Regions from separate parts of the Homo sapiens genome. Here all the other regions are linked to region 3. The links are chromatin loops, found by intact Hi-C in ENCODE. Cell type or tissue: heart left ventricle. All regions are shown on one strand.

Region 1 (8,000 bases), 540 kb before region 3:
GAGCTTTCAGTCATGGCGGAAGGTGAAGGGGGAACAGGCACGCCGCAATGCAAAAACAGGAATGAGAGAGCGAGAGAGTGAGCGAGCGTGAGTAGTGTTGGGAGGGAGGTGCCACACACTTCTAAATGACCAGATCTCATGAGAACTCACTATCATGAAGACAGACCCAAGCTGTGAGGGATCCACTCGAGGATCCAAACACTTCCCACGGGGCCCCACTTTCAGCACTGGGGATTACAATTCAACATGAGGCATGGGGCAGGGACACAGATCCAAACGGTTCTCACCCACCATAGTGGAAGACGATTGTCTGGTGCTTGTAGCAGCCTCTTCACGCAGTCTGTGCCAAGCTGAGTGCCAGCGCTTGGGTGGTGGGATGTGGGGTGGAGCTGCCGGGGGACCACCCTGGGTGCTGGGGATGGTATTCTTATAGACAGGTAGCTGGACCGTTCCCAGGTCTGGTCCTGTCTGTCCTCCTGCCCCATCCTTCCCAGGACCCTGTGCTCATCTTTCTCCAGCAGCCGCTCAGTTGGCCCCTGCCCTTCAGTCGCGGTGCCCCTGCAGGTGACCACCTCCTGGCAGCTCTGGTCTGGACCCCTCTTCCTGGTTGCCCTGTGTGCGCCAGGTCTCGAGGAGGTGCAGGAGCGATGCTTTTGAAGGAGCCATCAGAGCCCGGGGCTCAGGGCCCGAGGTGCTGGTGCCGAGGCGGCCTCTTATTGTGTTTGCTTGTGAGATTTCAAGGCTTCCCGCTTCTTGCCTGTCTTTCCTGCTGTTCTTGGAAACTAGGCTGAGACTGAGACTCTCTGAAAGAGCTATCCTTTGACCACACCGTCCGACTGCTGGTTCTGGAATCCATTACCTTCTCATCAGCATTACTGGCTTCAGTTCTCTGTCACCTGAAAGTGCCTCTTCATTTTCTTTGAGCTTTGCTAAGTCAGAGCACGGCCCGGGCTGCTGTCTCCTCTTGAACTCCCCCTGTAGAACACAGACTTCTGTAGGGCCGGCCTCAGCGGGGCCTAAATGCTTTGTGCTTCTGTCTGTTCTCTGGGCTTATTAATTGCTTGGAAGGCGACCCTTCTGCTCCCAGGCATACTCTGGCCAGATGAGAAACCTCTGTGACTTCTTTCCTGTGAAGGGACATCAGAGGCCCCCACGTGCCTGATGGGCCCGGCCCTGCTGGAGGGTCCAGTGTGCAGTTTGCCCTGGAGCACTGGGTGTCAGTCGGGCACGAGACCTGGCACAGCTGGCTGCTGTCTCTGGCTGGTTTCAAAGTACTGTGGATCCTTTCAGCCCTGTTCCCGCATCTGAGCGCCCTGCCTGGGCATGGCTTGTGTGAGGGCGAGCTGGCCTGGGGGTGCTGCCTGGGCGTGGCCAGCATGAGGGCATGCTGGCCCCAGGGGTTCTGCCTGCCTGTGTCTTCTGTGTTCACTCTGCCCTCCCTGGTGGCCAGGCCCTGGATGAGGGAGAGGAGGGGTTGGTCTGTAGGGCTGGTGGAGGTGGGCTGCCTGTGCCCACCACCAGCTTAAAGTGGGCGGGAAGCAAGTGGCATGCATGTGTGGCGCCCTGCAGCTTTGATGAGGAACACAGATAGTTCTTCGGAGGCTGGATTCAAGGCTCCCCCTGCCCCCCGCCACCAACAGTAAGACCTGTGTCAAGTCACTGCGCTGCTCTGGGCCAGTGTTCTCTTTATTGAAAGGGGGACACGGAGCTCTTCTCCCCAACTGCGTGTGAAGATCCGACGTGATCGTGTACTTGTGGAGGGCCCTGTGAGTTGGAGAGGGGCTGGTGCGAGCGTCCTCTCTGAGCAGCCGGAGGCTGATGGCCAGGAAGGTGGATGGAGCCGTCCTCGCTGTGGGGGTCGACCCCTAGTCTCCTGCGTTGGCCTTGGCTGTGGGCCTGGTAGAGGGCAGGTTTCCTCACGTGCTGGGTTGCCTGCCATGCCTGGGCCCCTTCAGGGCTCCCCGCTGCTCCTTGTGTTGTGCTCCACAGGGCGGGTGTCTGAGTGTGGTTCTGCATCAGGCCGTGATCTCGGGTGACTCACGCTGGACGTCAGTGGGGTGGTGCTCATGCCGCAGTCCACGGGAATGCGGGCTGGCGGTCCCGAATACGGCTCCTAGAGAGTCCACGGGAATGCGGGCTGGCGGTCCCGAATACGGCTCCTAGAGAGTCCACGGGAATGCGGGCTGGCGGTCCCGAATACGGCTCCTAGAGAGTCCACGGGAATGCGGGCTGGCGGTCCCGAATACGGCTCCTAGAATCACCGGGAGGGTTTGGTAAACGTGTGCATTTCTGGCTGCGCACAGTGGCTCACACCTGTAGTCCCAGTGGTTTGGGAGGCTGCCGCAGGGGGATTGCTCGAGCCTAGATGTTTGAGATCAGCCTGGGGAACGCAGTTGAGACCCCGTGTGTACCAAAACAAAAATTAGCGGTGCTCAGTGGTGTGCACCTGTAGTCCCAGCTACTCAGGAGGCTAAGGTGGGAGGATCACCTGAGCCCAGGAGGAGCTGTGATTGCACCACTGCACTCCAGTGACTGAGTGAGTCCCTGTCTCTAAAAAACAAAAACAAAAACCAAAGTGGATTTCTGGGTAAACCTGAGATGCACTGGGCTTTCTTTTCTGTTTTTAGGGACCAGGTTTGGGGTAGTTCTTAGGAATTTCCCGTGTCTGGCAGCATTGAATGTGGTGGTGAAGTCGGCGACAGGGACACAGATGTGGTGAGAAGCTGGGGCCACGGGGGCCCCCATGGGAGGGCTGAGTGCATTTGCTGTTCTTGTGTGGAGACATGCGTGCCTCTGTGGGCGAGCTTGGGGATCCCCTCCTCTCAGCCGTGGGGACCTGAGGTGACATCAGATGTCCTGGAAGCAGAGGGCTCTGTGGCTGGGAGTGCCCTGGGCCTGTGCCGGGTGGGCTGGCGTCTGCTTGCCTTCGGGCCCAGGCTTTGCTGGGATTTGGGGCTTGCCGAGGCCCGAGGCCCCGTGGGTGTGGAGGAGCTGCTGCCACTAGGTGGTGCCCCCGCCTTGGTGATCCTTCCCACAGCAGCTTCCCTTGGGTCTCTCTGGCCTAGTGGACCGCTGCTCTCCCACCATGGGACTTGCTTGCTGACACTGGGGTTTTGGTCGATGGGGATGTGAGGGGCTTGTGGCCACTGTTCCTGACTGCCTTCAGGGGGGCGCTTCTGGCTGTCCCATGCCTGCCTTGTTTCTGACCAGTGTCCTGGGGCCCTCAGGCCTGTGGGCTCTGGGCTGTGAGCTCCTGGCGTTGAGGTCAGACGTCCTTTGTGTGGGCCCTTCCCTAAGGACAGGGTGCTGACGTCCTGCAGTCCTCAGAGGGCTCTTCGGCCTCGCCCCGGGCTTGGATAAACCCTGGCTGAGCCCCAGGAGAGAGTGGCCTGGTCACCCTCTTCCCCATGTAGGGCTTCTTATGTCTTAGGAGAGGAGGCTGGGCAGGCTGGCTGGGGTGGGTCAGTGAAACCATGGGAAGACCCTGTGGAACGAGGTCCTTATGTGTCACACAGGCCTGGGCACATGTGACATGTGCAGCACACGGGTTCACGCAGGCTGGGGGCATGTTAGTTTCTACGACTTTGAAGTCACAGGCAAGGAGGGACACAGTGCGTGTGGATGAGCCTGCGTGAACACACGTGGGGAAGGGCAGGATGCCAGTGCCGGGAGTGTGGTGTGGACACCCTCATCCTTAGGGTGCTGGAAGTTGGGCTGAGGGAGTTAGCAGCAGTGCGAGGCGTGTGTCTGGAGGCAGCGATGTGATCAGCTTGGTCTCCCAGGAGCATGGTCTGTCTCGGGGAGTGACTTACGGGTGAGGAAAGCGGAGGCCAGCACACACCCTTTGAGGTACGTGTCATCCTCGGCAAGACCTCGGGCACAGGAGGGGGAGGAGGAGTAATACAGAGAGGCCAGTGGGAAAGATGGCGTGAGGCTGGAGCCCATCTGGGAATGCAGGATGCTTGCTTCTCTTTGGAAAATCACCTGTTTCAGTAGAATGAAAGGGGGTGCAGGCCATCTCTGTAGGCGAACAGCACAACCATTTGTAACAATCCAAGACTCGTTTGTGATTTAAAGTTCTCAGCAAGCTAGGAAGAGAAGAGAACTTCCTCAACCAGCTAAATGATACCTGCAGAAAACCAGCTGATATAATACAAGGTGGACGGACTGCATCCCTGACATGGAGACCAGGCAGGGTGTCTGTTCCCTGCACCCCTGGTTGCACTGTACTGGAGATCTTCACCAGTATAATTAGGGAAGCAAAAAGAAAAGATGGACAGACTGGAAAGGAGGAAGTAAAACTGTACCTGGAGACAACATAATTATCTATAGAAATTCCCAGGGAATAAATGACAAGCCAGTAGGACTAAACCGTGAGGTTTACAGGGTCACGGGATACAAGGACAATGTACCAAAATGGGTTATGTTTCTGTATACTAGCAGTGAGCCACTCGAGGTACATACCATGTATGATGGCATCAAAGTCCATGAAATATTAGGAATGCATATAAGAAAATCTGTGTAAGATTTGTACACTGAGAAGCTTAAGACGCAACTGAGACATTAAAGATCACCTGATGTAGAAAAATGGAGACATTGTAAGAGGAAAAATGAACTCTTTTCCCCTCTGCTCTCACACAGCCTCTGACACCAGATACTGGAAGGTTTCCCCCACACCAAGCAGTTCTCCAGGGGTCACCAGCTGGATGTCCTGCAGCCTCATCTGCACACTCTCCACCTGGAGTTCCATCAGCTTCCAATGGGTCAGGGCCCAGTCCCACACATCTGTGCCCCCTTCAGATTCCAGGTGCAAGTAGTAGGCCGGCATCTCTGCTTCATTTTACGGTTTTCTTCTCTTCCTCTTTCACTGACATCAGCTGTACTTCTGACTGACAGGCTGTTAAACGAGGCCCCTGCTACCCACTCCTTGGGTTTCATTAATTGGCTAGTGTGGCTCACAGAACTCGGGAAGATGCTTTGTTATGTTTAGTCATGTCTTATAAAGGATGTTACGAATAATACAGGTGAACAGGTTGGCAGAGTGAGGTGTGAGGAGAGGCGCGGAGCTTCCATGCCCTCTCTGGGCACACCACCCTCCAGGAGCCTCTGTGTGTGCAGCTCTGAACCCTGGCCTTATTTGTGGGTTTTTATGGAGGCTTCATCACAGAGGCATGATTGATTACACCATTGGCCGTTGGAAATCAACTCACCCTTCGGCCCCTCTCCCCTCCTAGGAGGTTGAGGGGTGGGACTCAAAGTCCCAACCCTCTAATCTCACCTTGGTGTTTCGGATAACCACCCTATCTGAAGCTGCCTGGGGGCTGCCAACCAGCACTCAGCTCATTAGTTCACAAGAGACACTCTTCTCACTCCAGATAAGGAGCTGCATGTATGTCAGGGAACAGAAAGACCAAATATATATTTCAGAGTATCGTAAAGGTACTGTGGTCGTGTATTGGAAGATTCATTATTGTTAAGATGGCAGTTTGCTCAAATTGACCCAAATATTTAACATAGTCCCAATCAAAGCCCCAGCAGAAATTGATGAACTGATCTCTAAAATTTCTTTTTTTTTTTTTTTTTTGAGACGGAATCTTACTCTGTCGCCCAGGCTGGAGTGCAATGGTGCGATCTTGGCTTACTGCAACCTTTGCCTCCTGGGTTCAAGCAATTCTGCCTCAGCCTCCCCAGTAGCTGGGACTACAGGCATGGACCACCATGCTTGGCTAATTTTTGTATTTTTGTAGAGACAGGGTTTCGCCATGTTGGTCAGGCTGGTCTTGAACTCCTGACCTCAAGTGATCCACCCGCCTTGGCCTCCCAAAGTGCTGGGATTACAGGCATGAGCCACTGTGCCCGGCTGACAATTTCTAAAATTTCTATGGGAATGTAAAGTACCTATAAATTGTTATAGCCATAACAGTTTCAAAAAAGAACAAGTTATACAGCTTACACTGGCCAATTTCAAGACACGTTGTAAATTGCATAAATTGAGACACTGTGGTATTAAGTATAGACATGTAAATCAGGAGAACAGAGTAGAATGTTCAGAAATGATTGAAGAATACAGTGTTGATTGTTGTCAAAGTGTCCAGATAATTCAGTGGGAGAAAGAATCTTTTCACCGAGGGTGGTAAACCAGTAGGCTCTTCGTGGTGAGGATGAGCCTTAACACCTGTCTCATGCTGGACACAAGATTTAACTCAAATGACGCATAGACCTATGTGTAAAAGTCACAAAATCTGGAAGCTAGGGTTTGGCAAAGAGGTCTTACAATACAACGAACATGAACCATAAATGAAAAAATTGATAAATTAGACTTCATCAAAATTGAAAACTTCTGCTCTCAAAAGATACAGTGAAAAGGCAGACCATAGACTAGGAAAATATTTGCGAGATATTAACATGTATCTGACCAAAGATGTGCTCCAGGATAGAGAAGGAACTCTTACAAATTAGTAAGATTACCATAGTTTAAAAAATGGTCAAAAGACTTTTAACAGATACTTTATTATTTATTTATTTTTTTGGAGATGGAATCTTGCTCTGTCGCCCAGGCTGGAGTATAGTGGCATGATCTTGGCTCACTGCAACCTCCGCCTCCCAGGTTCAAGCAATCCTCCAGCCTCAGCCTCCTGAGTAGCTGGGGTTCCAGGCGTGCACCACCACACCCGGCTAATTTTTGTATTTTAATAGAGACAGGTTTCACCATGTTGGCCAGGCTAGTCTCAAACTCCTGACCTCAGGTGATCTGCCTGCCTTGGCCTCCCAAAGCACTGGGATTACAGGTGTGAGCCACTGTACCCGGCCTGCTTTTAACAGATACTTTACAAGAGAAGATATATAGGTGGTAAATAAGGACATGAAAAGATGGTCAACATTGTTAGTTATTAGGGGAATGCAAATTAAGACTGTAATCGCCCAACAGGGTTCTTCTTGCTGCCCAGAAAGCCAATGCACTGAGAACGGCAGGTGTGGCAGCAGAGAGGGAGTTTAATGATTGCAGAGCCAGCCGAGGGAGGTGGACGCGAGATAACTCTCACATCTGTCTCCCTGAGAATTAGGAGGCGAGGGCTTGAGGGTGTTTTGGCGGGCAGCGGCCTAGGGAGTGGTGAATGCTGGTTGGTTGTGTTGGGGATGCAATGATAGGGGTGTCAGGACTGTCTCCGTGCAGCTGAGTCAGTTCCTGGGAGATGGGGTCACAAGTCCAGGTGGCATCTCTTGATCTGCTGAAATGCTAAATCTGAAAAATATCCCAAAGACCAGTTTTTTAGGTTTCACAGCAGTGATGTCTGTAGGAGCCGTTAGGGAAGTTCCGAATCTGACAACGTCTGGTTACGTGACTCCGGGTAGCAGGCACTGTAGAAGAGCAAGCTAAGTAAGCAGTGACAGGTCATGGTTTACCCGTGCCTGTTCTTTAGCAAAGTTCAGGCCCCTGTAGCAATGCCAGTCTTAATCTCCAAACAAGGACGGGTGTCATTTTTCCTTGCCTTGAAGTTTAACTATAAACTACATTCCTCTCATAGTTATCTTGGCCTCTGTATTAGAATAAGCAAAAAAAAAAAAAAAAAAAAAAAGAAAAGATCCTGTGAGGTTAGAAGCAAGGTGGAGTCAGTAATGTAGATTTCTCTCGTTACTTAAAATTCTGTAAAGGCGGTTTCAAGACTGCAGTGAGATACCACTGGGCACCCAATAAAATGGCTAAAATTAAGCAGACTGACCATCCTGACTGCTGGCAGAGATGCAGAGCAGCCAGGCCTGTTGCCCCTGGGAGTAGCAAGTGGTACGGCCACTTTGGAAATGGTTTGGTAGCTTTGTACACACTTACGGTGTGACCCTGCAGTTCCATTCCTCGGTATTTAATCTAAGAGAAACCCAAGAGAAAATGTGGTCTCATGAAGACTTGTACAGGAATGTTTGTAGAGCCTTATTCTAACAGTCTGAGAGCAGGAACAACTCAGGTGCCTGTCAGCAGGTGAAGGGATACGTGGACCGTGGCG
Region 2 (8,000 bases), 95 kb before region 3:
GTCTTGAATTCCTGGCCTCAAGCATTCCTCCTGCCTCAGTTTCCCGTAGTGTTGGGATTACAGGTGTGAGCCACCACGCCCAGCCCAGTTATTAAATGTTTTGAACATCACTCCTATCTGTCCCCATGCGGTTATTGTGAGGACAACAGGAGTCCATGCTTGTAAACTTTGGAGAGCAGGGCCTGGCACACAGCAAGGGCTCCGCGAATGTTTTTATTGTTGCGTTTCTCAGGCAGGCAGACTCTCCCCAGACCCATCCCATCCTTACAGATGGTAATTCCAGAGAAAGAAAATGCTTTCATTTCCCAACACCCATATACCCAATCTCACGGAGGGACCGACGGCCGGGCTGTGATCCATTGCTGTGGTTGGGGAGATGGAGTTCTCTGATTGGCTCCGATTGGTTCATGGCTTCACCCCTTTGGTGGGGACGGCATCCCTGGGAGTGCGAAGGAAAGAGGCTCTGAGGCCGGGGTAGTGGTTGCTGGGTAGATACTAACACACACGCACACACGTACACACACAGGCACACACATGCACACATGCACACACATATGCACACATGCACACATGCACACACAGGCACACACAGGCACACATGCACACACAGGCACACACATGCACACACGCGCGTGCACACACACAGCACACACGTATGCACACTCGCACACATGCACACGCACACACGCATGCACACATGCACACGCACACACGTGCAGACACGCACACACATGCACACACACGTGCACACACAAACACGCACGCACGCAAACGCACGCACACACAGAAAAAAAAGAAAAAAGAAAAAGAAATGTCTTCTCCACTGGGGCATATAAAAACCCACTTTGCATAAAAGGAAAGTTACGATGTTGCTGCATTGAAGACAATATTATAAAGATGTAATTTCCCTCCAAGTTAGTCTATAAATTTAAAGCAATCCCACACAAAAGCCCAGCAAGCGTTCTGCAATGTGGGATCGTGATTCTAAGGCTCATCTGAAGAATGCTCTCATGAGAACAGCAGAGAAAAATGTGGGAATAGAAAGGAATAATGAAGAGGGCTTACCCTATCAGACATTAAAATGCATCACTAGCTAAACCAGCTAAAGCAACCTGAATCTGGGGAGGAAGAGACAGATAGATCAATGAGTGAGAACGCAGGAGCCGGGAACAGACAGCACCTAGACGAGGATTTAGTGAGAGGTGGGAGTGGCGTCTCGCGTCAGTGGGTGTACAATGGATTGCTCGATAACCGTGCCGAACACCTGGTCAATCATTTGAAAGAAAATTCCAAAGCTCCCTACTTTGTATGCCAAACTGAAATAAATCCCAGAGTAGTAAATGTTTAAGATAAAAGGATATTGGGCCGGGCGCGGTGGCTCATGCCTGTAATCCCAGCACTTTGGGAGACCACAGCGGGCGGATCACTTGAGTTGAGGAGTTCGAGACCAGCCTGGCCAACATGGTGAAACCCCATCTCTACTAAAAATACAAAGATTAGCCGAGCATGGTAGTGGGCACCTGTAATCCCAGATACTCAGGAGGCTGAGGCAGGAGAATCTCTTGAACCCGGGAAACGGAGGTTGCAGTGAGCCGAGATCGCACCACTGCACTCCAGCCTGGGCGACAGCACAAGACTCTGTCTCCAAAAGAAAAAAAAAGATATCGAAAAACAAAAAGCAAATTATATATTATTTTCTATTAGGAGCAGTCTGGGTTTCTTAGTGATTAAAAATAGGGCCTGTGGAAATCTTCCAGGTGAGGCCTCTGCGGCATGGCATGGTGTGGTGCAGCTCACCCGTGCTGTGCAGAATGCCAGCGATCCATCCGTCTTCACCGCTGCCGGCGTTTAGTCTCTGGTCATATTGTAATTCGGTCCTTCCCCTGTTGGTGGACGCTTCAGTCGTTTCTATTTTTGGCTGTTGTGAATGGGACTATTATGAAATTCTGAAACAAAACAGAATCTGTAAAGACAAGAGATGGATAAATTTTGTTAAATAAGCGTTCAAAACATCTTCACATCAAAATAAACATGGGCCCATGGGCACATGCCTCGGTGCAGCTTTTGTTTTTTTCTTTTTTTTGAGATGGAGTCTCACTCTGTCCCCAAGGCTGGAGAGCAGTGGCACAATCTTGGCTCACTGCAACCTCCACCTGCCAGGTTCAAGCGATTCTCCTGCCTCAGCCTCCCGAGTAGCAGGGATTACAGGCGCCCACCACCACCATGCCCAGCTAATTTTTTTTTTTTTGTATTTTTAGTAGAGATGGGATTTCACCATATTGGCCAGGCCGGTCTTGAACTCCTGACCTTGTGATCCGCCCACCTCGGCCTCCCAAAGTGCTGGGATTACAGGTGTGAGCCACCGCACCCGGCCCTCGGTGTGACTTTTTGGTGGGTGGGGTCTGTCTGCCTGTCTGGCCCCCCAGGTCCCATAGCTGCAGGTGGCGGCCCTGCAGCCCTCCCTGGAGACTTAGCCCCTGGAGCTGCCCACCCTAATGCAATGATGTATCAGGAAGTTCGGTCCCCACCCCTGGTTGCCTGCAGTAAGTTCCTGACGGACCCAGGGCAGGGCAGATTCTGTGATTCCTTCTGTGTTGCAGAGTCCTCTGTGGGATCAGGCAGAGGCCTCATAGGGCATAGGGCATCCAAGCAGCTCAACTTCTCCACTCTCCTTCCCTGTCAGAGGAAGGGCAGGTGGAGCCGGGAACTGGCAGCGTCCTGGCCGTGCTGGTCTGCGAGGGCTGCCATAACGAACACCCCAGGCTGGCCGATTTAAACCACTGACATTTATTGCTCACAGCTCTGGAGGCCGGAAGTCCTCGGTCAAGGTGTGGCAAGGCTGATTCCTCCTGAGGCCTCTCTCTTTGGCTTGTGGATGGCCGTCTCCTCCCTGGAGCCTCACAACACCGGCCCTCTGTGGTCCGTGTTCAAATCTCCTCTTCCGGCCGGGCGTGGTGGCTCACGCCTGTAATCGCAGCACTTTGGGGGGCCGAGGCGGGAGGATCACCTGAGGTCAGGAGTTCGAGACCAGCCTGGCCAACATGATGAAACCCCATCTCTGCTAAAAATACAAAAATTAGCTGGGCATGGTGGCAGGTGCCTGTCATCAACTACTCAGGAGGCTGTGGCAGGAGAATCACTTGAACTTGGGAGGCAGAGGTTGCAGCAAGCCGAGATCGCACCACTGCACTCCAGCCTGGGCAACAAGAGCGAAACTCGTCTCAAAAACAAAAACAAACAACTCTCCTCTTCCTCCTGAGAGAACCCCCTAATCACTTGCAAAGAATTCCTGTCTCAGGCTCTGCCTCGAGCAAGCTCAGCCTAAAACAGTTAGTACCAGACGTGGCCCTGCAGACCTGAAGGATGACCTCTTGATACTGCCCCCACCCACTCGGCAGGTGGCCAGGGGGCCCCTGGTAACAGTCTTTGGCAGGCTGGGATGTTTCCTGAAAGGTAAAAGACAAGCGACGGTGCCTAGTACCTTCTACCACGAAGACAGGAGCACCGGGCTCCGTAGGCTGTGTTAGATGCAGGAGCAGATTATTCTGCGTTAGGTAAAACGGCTCTGCCACACTCATCAACAGGCATGGAAAATGCCAGGTTCAAGTGGCGCCTTGATGCAAGGACTCTGCCACAGCTCGAGGCTCAGGTCCAAGGAATCCTGCCACTTGGGCCGTTTGGCCGGCAGATCCCGTGGCGCTCCAGGCACCCGCGGTGGGTGAGTGTGCTGGGTAGGATGTCAGGCCAGGCACAGTGCAGTTCCGTAGCACAGGGCAAGACCGGAGTCCCCGAGCAGGGCCACGCCGCAGCGGGGAACCACATCCAATTCCAAAACAGCAGCTCCTGGCGTGCTGGGGGGCCTGGTCCTGGCCGGGCAACTAACCACGGGGTGTCCAGTGACCGTGCCGCCTGCAGGCTGCCGGCCCTGAGCCAGGGGCTGAGAAACCCAACAAGCCACGGGCACACACTGGCCCATCAGCAGGACTGGGCTTGGCCAGCTACACAGAAGGATGGCCCGGACGCCAGCGTCTCCTGATTGTTTCTCCCATGGCTCTGTATCAGCTCACGCCTGTGGGTTCAAAGATGGGCTGATGAGAGACAGAAGGCTGGGCTTGTGGGAGCTGAGAGCACGCAGCCCACCAGGCCACGCTCCCCTGTGCAGAGAGAAGGGACGCAGGGTAGGGATCCACACGGACTCATGAGCAGCGGCAAATGGCGTGGCTGCTGGGCTGGGGAGGCGGAAGGAGCAAGATTGGAATACTGGGGACAAATAATTTTGGAAGAGACATGGGGGACCTGCAGGAGTGGGCGCAAAGTACGAGAATCTTTGCAGCTCACTGTGGCACCCACCAGAGGGAGCCCACGGCAGACGAGGCTCTGAGAAACCAGGTGGAAAGGATGGCTCATGCCGGGACACCAGCCAGCCTCCACCCTCAGCCAGCCAGTCTCCACCCTCAGCCACCCCAGCCTCCACCCTCAGCCAGCCAGCCTCCACCCTCAGCCAGCCAGCCTCCACCCTCAGCCACCCCAGCCTCCACCCTCAGCCAGCTAGTCTCCACCCTCAGCCAGCTAGCCTCCACCCTCAGCCAGCCAGCCTCCACCCTCAGCCCAGCCTCCATCCTCAGCCAGCCAGCCTCCACCCTCAGCCCAGCCTCCATCCTCAGCCAGCCAGCCTCCATCCTTGGCCACCCCAGTTTCTATCCTCAGCCAGCAGCCTCCATCCTCGGCCATCCCAGTCTCCACCCTTGGCCACCCCAGCATCGCCCTTGACCACTCAGTGCTGGTGCGGTGGCTCTTATTTGGCACAGCCATGGTAGCAGGGAGGGAGGTTCTGCAGGGCCCAATAGCAAGAACTTCCCCTCACCAGGGTTCATCTAGCTTCTGCCACTGCCAAATGTCTGAACCTCGCTATGAGGCCGTCTCTTGGTGGTGGTGGCAAGTGGATTTCAGTGGACTCCTTCCGGCCTGGACTCGTGCTACCTGGGATTCAGCCAGGACCAACCCCAAGGCCCATGGAGTGTCTCATGCGCTGGCACGAGGACCCACCTAACCTCACTCTGGCTTAAGGGACCCGCTTTATGGAGGAGAAGGTGAGTCGGTAAGCACAGGACCCCGGGATTCTCTGATCCCACCACACAGTACAGCACCCCAAAACTGCCAGCTGGATAGAGTGGTGGGTGGAATTGTAATGACAGCAAGGGGACCTGCTTGGAGATGACGCTGTGAAGACAGGGACACGTCCTTCGGCATGTGGCTTACACGTTGACACGGTGGTGCTATTTATACAGGGCTGTTTCCCCAATGAATAGAAGACAGGTTCCCGAGAGCCAGACGGGAGGAGGCGGGGGTGACCCCACGGTCCGTCACCACTGGTGACCCACCTGGGGAATGTCTGCTTTCCATCCCACAACTTTAGGCTCCGCGGCTCCCAGGATCCTGGCTCCCAGAGGCAAGAGACTTCCACCAGGGGACACAAGCAAAAGGATTACTTTTGAGATAAGAAAAAAATCAATAAAAGTTATTATTATTTCACATACTGGCTGGGCGAGGCAGCTCACACCTGTAATCCCAGTACTTTGGGATATCAAGGCGGGCGGATCACTTGAGTCCAGGAGTTCAAGACCAGCCTGGGCAACATAACAAAACACCGTCTCTGTGTCTCTATTTTAAACGTCCCACTACATTTAAAACGATTGCAACAGCGAAACAGCCAACTGACTCCATGTTTTCTAAGGGGACTTTTCCTTCTGCACCTAGGCTAGGATAGTTTTAGAGCACTGAGGCAAAAATGCAAAAACAGCAATCATGTGACTTTTAAAACTAACTCTGGGATTAAAGGGAGCTGTATAAACAGATAACTAGGTTTTGTTAAAGATTTACAGGAGCACTGTGACCTGGTCAAGGACTAAGAAGTGTCCAGCATCCTTGGACCCTCCCTGGCTCCCAGATGTCTGTGGTCATCAGTCACCTCTTGGTCCCAACCACCCTCCCCCACATGTAACATAAACCAAGGCTGAAACTTGTGCTGACTAAAGATGGTGTTTAGGGCGCTAGTCCACCGTCCTTCCGGTCGGCTGGCCCTCCGAATACGCCTGCTTTTCCTCCCACCAGCACCCGTCTCCCAAGTTTTGCCTCCTATAATAACAGCAAGCAGGTGAACCTGGGTTTGATTACGTGGTAGATGCTACCTGTTTACCCTGAGCTCCTTTTACCAAGATAGAAACAAGCAAAGAAAGCACTCACCTGTGGCCGGATGCGGTGGCTCACACCTGTAAACCCAGCACTTTCGGAGGCCAAGGCGGGTGGACCACCTGAGGTCAGGAGTTCAAGACCAGCCTGACCAACATGGTGAAACCCCATCTCCACTAAAAATACAAAAGTTAGCCGGGCGTGGTGGCGGGTGCCTGTAGTCCCACCTACTCGGGAGGCTGAGGCAGGAGAACCGCTTGAACCAGGGAGGTGGAGGTTGCTGTGAGCCGAGATCGTGCCATTGCACTGCAGCCTGGGCAACAAGAGTGAAACTCCATCTCAGGAAAAAAAAAAAAAAAGAAGAAAAGAAAAAAAGAAAGCAGTCACCAGCTGGCAAGAGTAATGGACCGTGATCAGCATGAGAAAGCAAGGCTGCCTGTGATGAGCGCTTATGGTTGGGGTTAGGGTTAGGGTTGGGTTAGGGCTGGGTTAGGGTTAAGTTAGGGTTAGGTTTAGGCTTATGGTTAGGTTTGGGTCATGGTTAGGTTTCAGTGGTCAGCCTGGGCGTACTGCACCTGTGGGTTAGGGTTAGGGTTAGTTTGGTGTTAGAGTTAGGCTTATGGTTAGGGTTATGGTATGGTTACAGTTACAGTTAGGTTTCAGTCTTGGGCCTGGGCATACTACACCTGTGGGTACTTGTGTTCACCCCTCTACCCCTCTCCAAATGTCTCAGCAGGTGAACCAACTAAAATGCAGGCAAGCTGTGTCGGATAGAAGCCATCTAATGCGAGAATCAAATGCATTTCAATAGTGCAAAGTGAGTCGGCAGCAGATGCTGTTGGTGACCTACCTACATGCTGTGGGATTCCCCCAACCCCTCTGGGGTACCCATGCTCCAGCTGCTGCCTGGCGTCTCTGCTGAGGTTCACACCTGCTTCCCCTCTGGAGGGTTTTCCTCGGGCGGTTTGCACCACCCCTCTCGCAGGTGCCCAGGGATCCTGCTCCCTCACCCTGGGGCAGCTTGTTGTCAGTGACCACCTCACAGCAGGGCACAAAAGCCTCACCGTCTTGCAGCAGGACAGGCTGCATGACAGCCTTCCCCAGCTGAAGTTCCAGGGAGGAATTAAGTCCTTCAGAAAAATGATTTGAGTGACTGTTTTCTCAAGCCTGCCAAGGATGGTTGATAGATAGTACCATACTCGATGCGTGGGAGAGAACATAGCTGATTATAGATGGTCCAAATCTTAGGGCTAAAGTCCAGAAGATTCACTGATTATATTAGTTTAAAAGGCAACACCAATCACAATGGGTGGCTGTCCTTGTTTAGAAATTTAGTCCCAGGAAAGGAAGAATCACGAACACTTTGGACTTAAGGACACTGGGCACAGCTGAAGGTGACGGCACTTATTAAAAGCAGAGGGATTGGCTGGGCGTATTGGCTCACGCCCACCATCCCGGCGCTTTCGAACATTAATCCGAAATAGGCCACGAATTTAAATGCAAAAAGTAAACTGTAATCTTCTAAAATAAAATATAGCAGAAATACTAGAACATCTTCAGGACCACTGGCTCGGCAATGTGGTACCAAAAGCATGATCTACGAAAGTGAAAAATGGATCAACTAGACCTCAAAACGTTAAAAAAAAATGCTTGCATTCAAAGGATGAAAAGACAAGCCACAGGCAGGGAGAAAATGTTTGCAAAGCACACATCTGACAAAGGTGTCGTTTCTAGAAAAATGTAAAGAACACTTAAGACCCCACAGTAGAAACAAACGAAACATTTAGAAAATGGGAAAAAAGGCTGGGCAC
Region 3 (8,000 bases):
TTCCTCGGGGTGCAAACTGAGGCCGAGGGCCTCTTCAGAGCGCCCTTGACCGGTACTGCCTGACCCCAGAGGTCAGTTCTGCGGTCACTCGGGGTCTGAGATCCACGGAGAACCTCAGAGGTCAACTTGAGGGGCGGGTAGGGGTACGCGCGCGGGGCCGTGGGAGGCGAGATCCCGCAACCTGAGGAGCCAGGACCCCAGCAGAGAGCGAAACCTGGAGCTGGGGGAGGGGACGGCAGAGGACTGGAGGCCGGGCTGCACGGCAGGGGTCGAGTCCTCGCGGCCGCCCCCCCCCCCCACCCCGAGCGGAGGCTGCGCCGTCCGGCTGCGACCGAGTCCCCGGAGTCCCGGCCGGGTCGCCCCTCCCCCGTGGCCGCGCCGATTGGCGGCCTGCTGTTACCCGGACGCCGGCGCCGCCGCCGCGAGGACATCTGTCCGGGGCCCAACGCCGCGCTCCACGCCCCCTGCCCCTCCCCCAGACCCAGAACCGGGGAGAGGACGCGGCGGTGAAGCTGGGAGGTTGGAACCTGGAGGGCGGCGGAGTCCCGGAGTTAACGGGGCGGGGGGCGGGGCCGGCGCTGGCCCTGGGGACAAAGATCCCCACGCTGCCTGAGGGCTGGGCTCTGCAGACACCGAGGCAGGAAGAAGGACTCCGTATTCCCCGTCCCCCAGATCCTCAAATCCACTCAGGCTCAGACCTGAGTGTCCAGGTGGGGTGGGGGAGACCGAACCCTCCTGGGCCCTCGAGGCGCGCGAAGGCGACGCTGAAGGGGGGACGCCGGGACGCTGCTTCCTCCCTGCACACGCCGCCCGAGCTGCATCCCTAAACGCTCCAGGAGCTTCGCGGGTCCCCCCTGCCCTCCACAACCCCCGAAGCTGCCCCCAGCGACCTCTCCCCGCCCTCAGATGGGGCCGCAGGGGCGGGCGAATGTGTTGCGCTCGCCGTGGGTTGGGAGGAAGGGCGCGGATTGTAGGAAGTCCCTGCTCCTCCCTGGGCAGCCTGGCCCCGGGGACTCGCGCTCAGCCCGCGGCGGAGGACTCGGTCGGGAATGGTGCTGAGATTGCGCGGGTACGGCCCAGGGCCGTGACCGGGTGGCCACCGTGCAGTTTGGGAAGAGAAAAAGTTCGGGGGGGGGCCGACACCCCGAGATCGAAGAGGGAAAATGGGAGGAAAGCAGGCGGCAGGGAGGGAAGAGCGGCGGAAGAGGGACCAGGAGAGCTGGGGGTCCGCTCTGGGCCCCGGGGTCCCGCCCCACTCGGCAGCCCAGCCCAGCCCAGCCCCGCCGCGCCAGCTTCCCGGACCGGGAGAGGCTAGGGTCACCGACGCCTATTAATAGCCGCGAGCGGGTCCTTCCCGGGAGCTCCGCAGCGGTCGGCAGAGCCCAGCCACCGGCTGGGGTGGGGGCGGGGGTCCCGTAACACCCCCTCCGGAGGTTCAAGCGGCGCGGGGCGGGGCGCTGCGCCCCCCCACGCCGGCTTTGCGAAGTCGAGGCACCCACAGCCCACTCCCTCCCCACCTCCGACTCCGAGACCAGGTTTCAGATGAAGAGGGGTTCGTCTGTGGTTCAACTTGGGGCGCCGCGGCTACCCCAGCGCACTCGAAGGCGCGCCCAGCCCCCTCCCCCTCTTTCTGCCCAGCCGGCTTTTTGCTCTCAGCGCGCTCCGGAAAGTTTCGGGGTCCCCGCGGCGCCTCCCTAGCCCTAGGGGTCCGGAGTCCTGGCCCTTCCAGCCGCGGCGTCGGGGAGGGAAGTTTGTCCGGCCCAGGCTCGGCGGCCGCTAACTTCGGGTGCGCCCGCCTCCGAACCTGGGTGGGTGGATGGGGACGCCCGGGAGCCGCGGGCCCCGAGCGCCGCATCCAGAGCCCCGCGGGCGGGGAGACTCGGCCCTGGCGCGGACGCCGAGGTCAGGGCACCAGGGATGGGGTGGCCCGGGCTGCGAGAGCCGCTGGGGACCCTGCGCTGCCCCCCGCCGCCCCCCCCAGAGAGCATCCTCTTCCCTGCCTCCCCTAGGGGCGGGGACCCTCCGATCCCGCAGCGGCGACAGAGGGGTCCCCCGGCCCCGGACAGCCCCCTGCCCCTCAGGCCCCTTCTTACCTGGGCCGGGGTGCGGGCCCCGGGCTGGAGGCACTGTCGCGGGCGAGCAGAGCGCGCGCACCCCGGTTCCCCGAGCGCGGCGGCGGCGGCGGCGGCTTCCCCTCCTTCCTCCTCCTCTTCCTCCTCCGGGCTCGCTGGCTCCAGACAGCCCTCCTCCCCCTCCCGCCCTGCCGGCCCCTCCCGGAGCCCGCCCGGCTGGACTCGGCCTGCGACCCGGAGCCCAGCGGAGCCGGCGGGAGCCAGGCTGCGGCGCTCACTGCGTCAAGCGCGGGGCGAGCGCGGGGCGGCGGCGGCGGGGACCGCGCGCTCGGAGCCCGGGGCTGGCCGGGCAGGCGGGGGAGCGGCGGCTCCGGCTCCGACTCGGGCTCGGGCGCGGGCGCAGTGGTGGCGGCCGCGGCAGCGCCGAGGTTGTAGCACATTCTTTCTGAGCGTGATGGAAGGTTTCATGTGGGAGAGCGCGCGGGGAGGGATGGGGAGGGGGCGGGGGCCGCGGCGGGGGCGACCGGAGGGGCGGGGGGCGGGGTCGCTGCCCGCACGTCGGTGGGCTGGGGGGTGGCCGGAGGGGGGCTCCGGAGGGGAAGTTGGAGCCAGCCGCGGGGGCGGCGTGGGAAGCCGAGTGGCGGCCTCGCCCCCTCCTCCTGGCCCGCCCCGCTCGCCCCCTGCCCCCGCCCCAGGCCACCCAGAGGCTCCCAGGCTTCGGTTTGGAAGAGAAGCGTCCGAAGGTCTGGGGGTCGGGACCCTGGTGGCGCTGGGAGGTGGGCCCCTGGGTGGGGACACGGCTGTGCTCACAGGCGCCCGGCAACCTCGTGGAAGTTGACCCCAAGTCAGACCCTCTGTGAGCGCGCGCGTCCGCGAGGGCCAAAGCACAGCCCGCAGGACGCGCGTTTGCGGGGCGGGGGGAGAGCGGGGCACTTGGGGGCGGGGAGGTGGAGCGAGAGGGTCGTCGGGCCCCTGGCGGCCCCGCGTCCCCAGAGACTCGCCCTCCCCTAAGGTCGCCGACCCCTCCCTCCCTTCCCTCCCCGTTGCGCGTCGCCCCCCGCCTTTCGGCCGGGAGGAGGGGGAGGCGTGGGAGCGGCCCGGCGCCTTCCGATTCCCGGAAGGTTCGGTTTAGCGGATTTCCCTCTCCCTTCATGTGCCTCCGGAATCCCAGCGGATCCGAAATCGCGCCCTCGGGCTCTGAGCCGAGGGGTCCCCCGTCGCTCCCTGGTGGTCCCGAGCCCTCGCCGAGCGGTCTCACGGCTTCCCAGGGCGTCTCCCGCTCCCACCCGCCCCTTCCCCAGCCTGCGGCTTTCGTGTGGGCTAAAAATTCCAAACCAGGCTCAAGAGCGCCCTCGCCCGGCTAAGCCCCCGCGCGCCGCTTCACAAACCGGCCGCGTGCGGAGCTGCGGAGCCCGGGACCCCCAGCGCGCGCTGGGCGCGACACTCTGGACCCCGCTGCCAGCGCCGCGCCCCTCCGGCCGGGGAGCCCCACACCGTCAAGAGGGCAGGGAGAGGGGAGGGGAGGGGACTACTGGAGGGGAGGGGGCTGCTCCCCGGGTGTCTTTCCCGGAGGAGGTCCCGGGACAGGGGTGGGGGTGGCGCGGGAGGCCGCAGACAGCGCGCCCCGAGGATGGCCGGGCCGGGGATGGGCGCGCGGGGCTCCTGTCCGGACGTGGGTCCAACGGCCTCTCCGCAGCCCAGAAACTCCGTCCAGCCCGCGGGACGGCCGCCCGCCCTCCGACCCCGAGCCTCTACCACACTTGTTCCTGCAGGACGGGGTTGGGGGGACTGAGACCGTGATTGAGGCCGGGGCATGGAGGAAGTGCCGCCGCCTGCTCCCGGGATTGCTGGACACGAAGGGTGGAGGCCAAGGACGGAGCCCCTGCCTGCGGCTGTCCAGCCCTTAGTCCCTGCGCGGGGGCGCCCAGACCTCCAGGGAACAGGGAGACAGAGCGGGCCGAGCCCGGCCTGGGGGGGGTCTCTTCCTGGTCCCTCAGGGAGGGTCCCGGCTGCTCTGAAGCGCGCAGTGGCCTAGGTGCGCACACAGCCCCTTTCTCTCACTTCCCCCCTCCCCTACTCGAGGGGCCTGGAGAGTCCCGGACCTGGCTCCTTGGAGGAAGCTGGGAGAAGGGAGCTGTCCCGCGGACCTTCCAGGGCGCTGAGGAATTTCAGCCCTGACTGACTCCCTCTGCAGCGCCTTCCAATGCTGAAATATGCCCTCCTGTCCCGTGAGAAGGCAGGGCCCCCGCGGGGCCTGGCTGGCCTCGGGCTGCTGTCCCCCCTCAGGCTGGGAATGGGCCACCCCAGGACAGACCCGAAGAGAGGAGGTGGGAGGAAGGCTGGCTGTCTCTGGCCTCTTCTGGAGCTCTCTCTCCCCGCCTCTGTTTGCCTCTGTCAGAGAATATGTTTGTTCTCTCTCTCCCTCTTCCTCTCTCTCTCTCCCTCCACCCTCCTTTTCTGTCTCTTTCCCTCTTCCTCTTCCTCCTCTTCTCCCCTCTCCCTTTCCGCCTCTCCTCTCTCCTTTTCTTTCTCCGTCTTGGTCTCTTTCTCTCTGACATTCATCTCCTCCTGATCCCCCTCCCCCAGCAGACAGAGGTACCCAGAGGCAGCCTGTGTGGTGTAGACACCTTACAGCACATCCAGGGAAGATGCGTGTGGATACCCACCCCAGCTCCCCGCCGCAAGCCGGTGTCCCACAGGAAGATGCCGCAGCCTCACTGGGACAGGAAGGCTGGAACCCCCCCCACCCCATAGCTCACACTGTGGTTGTGCAGAGAGTTGCAAAGGCATCCTGCTTCACACACCCCCGAATCGCACACACCCCGCCCCACCCAGTGTAACCCTCACACGCAGGCACGCACACTGGTGTGGCACTATGACGATCCTTCCTGTGATGGAGGTTCCTAATGGCTGGTGGCTGGCATGAAGTCATTTAGTCCTCACAGCAACCCTAGAAGTGAACCAGCTGTGAAGATCTCCAGTTCCCAGAGGGTAACATCGAGGGGTCCAGAGATCAAGTACCTTGGCCAGGGTCACCATAAACTGGAAATGGCCAAGCCAGGGTTTGAATCCAGATGGTCAAACTTGAAGGCAGCTGTACTAAGCATGTTCCCATCTGCATATGCACATGCGTTCACGCACAGTCGCTCCACACACACGTGCTCGCTCAGGCCTCCTTTCTGAGGTGCTGCCACTGCCCGGCAGCAGCCCAGACGCAGCAGCGATGGCCCGGTCCATCAGACAGCCTGTCTTTCCAGAGATGAGTCAGCTGGGCCAGGACCTAGGACAGAGCTAGGGATGGTGGGTGCACCCCCACCCACCTGGGCACCGTTGCTAGATCCAGGGCTTAGCAGGTCCTTCTGATGTACAAAACGTCCTCGTTCAGAAGAAAACGGCCCAGTTTAAGACCTGCCTGGGCAACATAGTGAGACCCTGTCTACAAAAAATAAAAAATTAGCTGGGTGTGGTGGTGTGTGCCTATGGTCCCAGCTATTCAGGAGGCTGAGGTAGGAGGATCACTTGAGCCCAGGAAGTGGAGGTTGCAGTGAGCTATGATCGCACCACTGCACTCCAGCATGGGCAACAGAGCAAGACTGTCTCAAAAACAAAAAAAGAGCTAAACTGCCAGTAAGATTCTCATTTTTATGGAAACAAATCAACCACCATCTCATGACCCACCCAGCTACCCTTTGGGGAAGAGGCTGGTCAGTAAGAGCCGTAGGGGCCTGGGGCTGTGGGGCCTCAGGGCTTTCCTTAGGTGGTTGGAAGCACACCCCCTCCCCTCCACCCTGCCACTGCCCTGAGCCTGTGTCCCTGGACGCCCTGACTTGATGTGTCAGTTTCATCCAACAGAGTGTGAGCTTGAGAGAGCAGGACAGACTGACTCACCTCCAGGCCTCAGTGCCCCACTCCAGCCCCACATGACCACACCCACTTCCAGGATAAGTGAGGACTCATCTGGTGGCTTTGATACCTTTGCCCCCCTGCAGGTGGTTCCTGCGCCCTCTCTCTGCTGAGGATGGCCTGGCTGGAAGTGAATGACCCAGTTGCCTGAGTGTGTTTGGGGGAAGCAGGGGAGGGATAGAGCAGCTGGGATTAACCGCGAAGGAGTGGGGAGAGAATTCCCCCCGACCCCCGGACCCATCCTAAGGAAATGGTAACCAGAGAAGAATGGTGACAATCTCTTCCTGTCCCCAGAACTTCACAGCAAGAACAACAAATGCCCATAAAACCCCGAAGCCATAGATTAAATGATGTGTCCAATTTCTATCTCAGGCAAAGAGCCAGTTCCCCCTATATAAAGAGCTCTTACAAATCAATAAGAAAAATAGCCAAGAGGCCAAAAAAAAAAAAAAATAGACAGAGGTAATGAACAGAAAAGGAAATCAAAAGGATGTTTAAACAAATGAGAAAGTGCCTATGCTCACTCCTAGTGACAAAAGTGCATGCTGAAACTGTACTGATGTGATTTTTCACTCATCAGATGGGCACAGATTAAACAGTCTAAGGACACACCCTGTTGCAATAGTGTGGGGAAGCAGACACCCTTGGAACCTCTGAAACAATGTCAAAATTCCAAATGTACACACCCTTTGGCCCAGCATTTGCTTCTAGGAATCTGTCCTCCAGATACTCCTCCCAAATGTGAAAAATGATATATTGCTTTGTACAAGGTTATTCGCCGAAGCACTCTTTGTAACAGCAGCAGATTGGAAGGATCCTAAGTGCCCGCTGACAGTGCAGTGCTTAAATCATCATGGCACATCCAGCCGGATAAAGGTGGACTGATTGGAGTCCATCTGCAGATGTTCTTTAGTGTGAAAAAGCAAAAGGGGCCGGACAGTGTATATGGCACCTTTTTTTTTTTTTTTTTTTTACACTGTGTCAAAAAGGAGTTAATGAAATGACATTTTAGTTGCCTGCACACACTGATTACTGGAAGGAGACCCAAGAAACTAGAAATAGTGGGTGCCTCCTGTAGGAACCTGGGGGCTGCAAGTCTTGGGGAGAGGGTAGAAGGGGACTTTTTTTTTTTTTTTTTTCTGAGACAAAGTCTCACTCTTGTCCCCCAGGCTGGAGTGCAGTGGTGCGATCTCGGCTCACTGCAACCTCCACCTCCTGGATTCAAGTGATTCTCCTGCCTCGGCCTCCCGAGTAGCTAGGATTATAGGCACGTGCCACCACACCTGGCTAATTTTTGTATTTTTAGTAGAGACGGGGTTTCACCATGTTGGCCAGGCTGGTCTCGAACTCCTGATCTCAGGTGATCCACCCGCCTCAGCCTCCCAAAGTGCTGGGACTACAGGAGTGAGCCACTGCACCCGGCCGGGGACTCAATATAAAAAAATATTTTTAACGTATTATTTATTTACAGACAGTGAAATTCATACTTCTTCAGTTTTATACTGTTCAGAACTACAGTTCTGAAATTGGACAAATGTGGACACTGGTTGCCATCACTACCTCCATCAAAATACTGAACATTCCCATCACCCCAGAAAATGAGACTTTTCCCCATATGCCCCTGTAATGCCATTTGAATTCTGTGCAATGTGCAGACATGTTCCTTTATAATAAATTTCAATGTGAAAATGAAAATGGAAAATTGTTTTCTATCATCTCATCTGGTTCCCACTGTAACCCAGGGAGGTGAATCCTTCCTTCCCCCTTTTACAGGTGACAAAACTGAATTTTAGGGGGCAACTTGCCTAAGGAAATCCTGCAGGAGCAGGTTGGGATGGGAACCCAAGGCTTTTCTTTTTTTTTAAGACAGAGTCTTGCTCTGTCACCCAGGCTGGAGTGCAGTGGCACGATCTTGGCTCACTGCAAGCTCCGCCTCCCGAGTTCCCACCATTCTCCTGCCTCAGCCTCCCAAGTAGCTGTGACTACAGGTGCCCGCCGCCACGCCTTGCTAATTTTTTGTATTTT

The links. A loop is a pair of places that touch in the nucleus more often than their neighbours do. Peaks named below come from ENCODE experiments on the same cell type or tissue, not always from the same donor. Only the 100,000 strongest peaks of a DNase experiment are listed, where the experiment ranks them.
Region 1: it touches region 3 in a loop (5-fold over the local background); 69 of 110 quality-filtered maps call a loop at or near these places.
Region 2: it touches region 3 in a loop (7-fold over the local background); 44 of 110 quality-filtered maps call a loop at or near these places.

What each region holds. Positions count from the first base shown.
Region 1 is chr7:2,204,662-2,212,661 of GRCh38, reverse strand. The region is part of intron 10 of MAD1L1 (mitotic arrest deficient 1 like 1); the gene reads left to right. LOC105375126 (a long non-coding RNA gene) reads right to left here. Exons shown (of 3, transcript XR_001745062.3): 3 at 7,462-7,538. Among named protein-coding and RNA genes, the nearest start is that of MAD1L1, 24 kb to the left of the region's middle. RefSeq lists enhancers at 2,736-2,885, 3,381-3,914. In heart left ventricle, CTCF peaks have their summits at 2,799 and 3,002 (motif pointing right); a DNase peak (open chromatin) is centred at 3,001.
Region 2 is chr7:1,755,106-1,763,105 of GRCh38, reverse strand. No RefSeq gene overlaps it. Among named protein-coding and RNA genes, the nearest start is that of ELFN1-AS1, 17 kb to the right of the region's middle. In heart left ventricle, a CTCF peak has its summit at 4,347 (motif pointing right); a DNase peak (open chromatin) is centred at 3,700; H3K27ac peaks cover 542 bases.
Region 3 is chr7:1,660,264-1,668,263 of GRCh38, reverse strand. It overlaps a transcript of ELFN1 not described here. Among named protein-coding and RNA genes, the nearest start is that of ELFN1, 6.0 kb to the left of the region's middle. In heart left ventricle, CTCF peaks have their summits at 3,230 and 3,429; DNase peaks (open chromatin) are centred at 413, 2,213, 2,913, 3,363 and 6 weaker places; H3K4me3 peaks cover 4,059 bases; H3K27ac peaks cover 3,122 bases; H3K27me3 peaks cover 2,404 bases.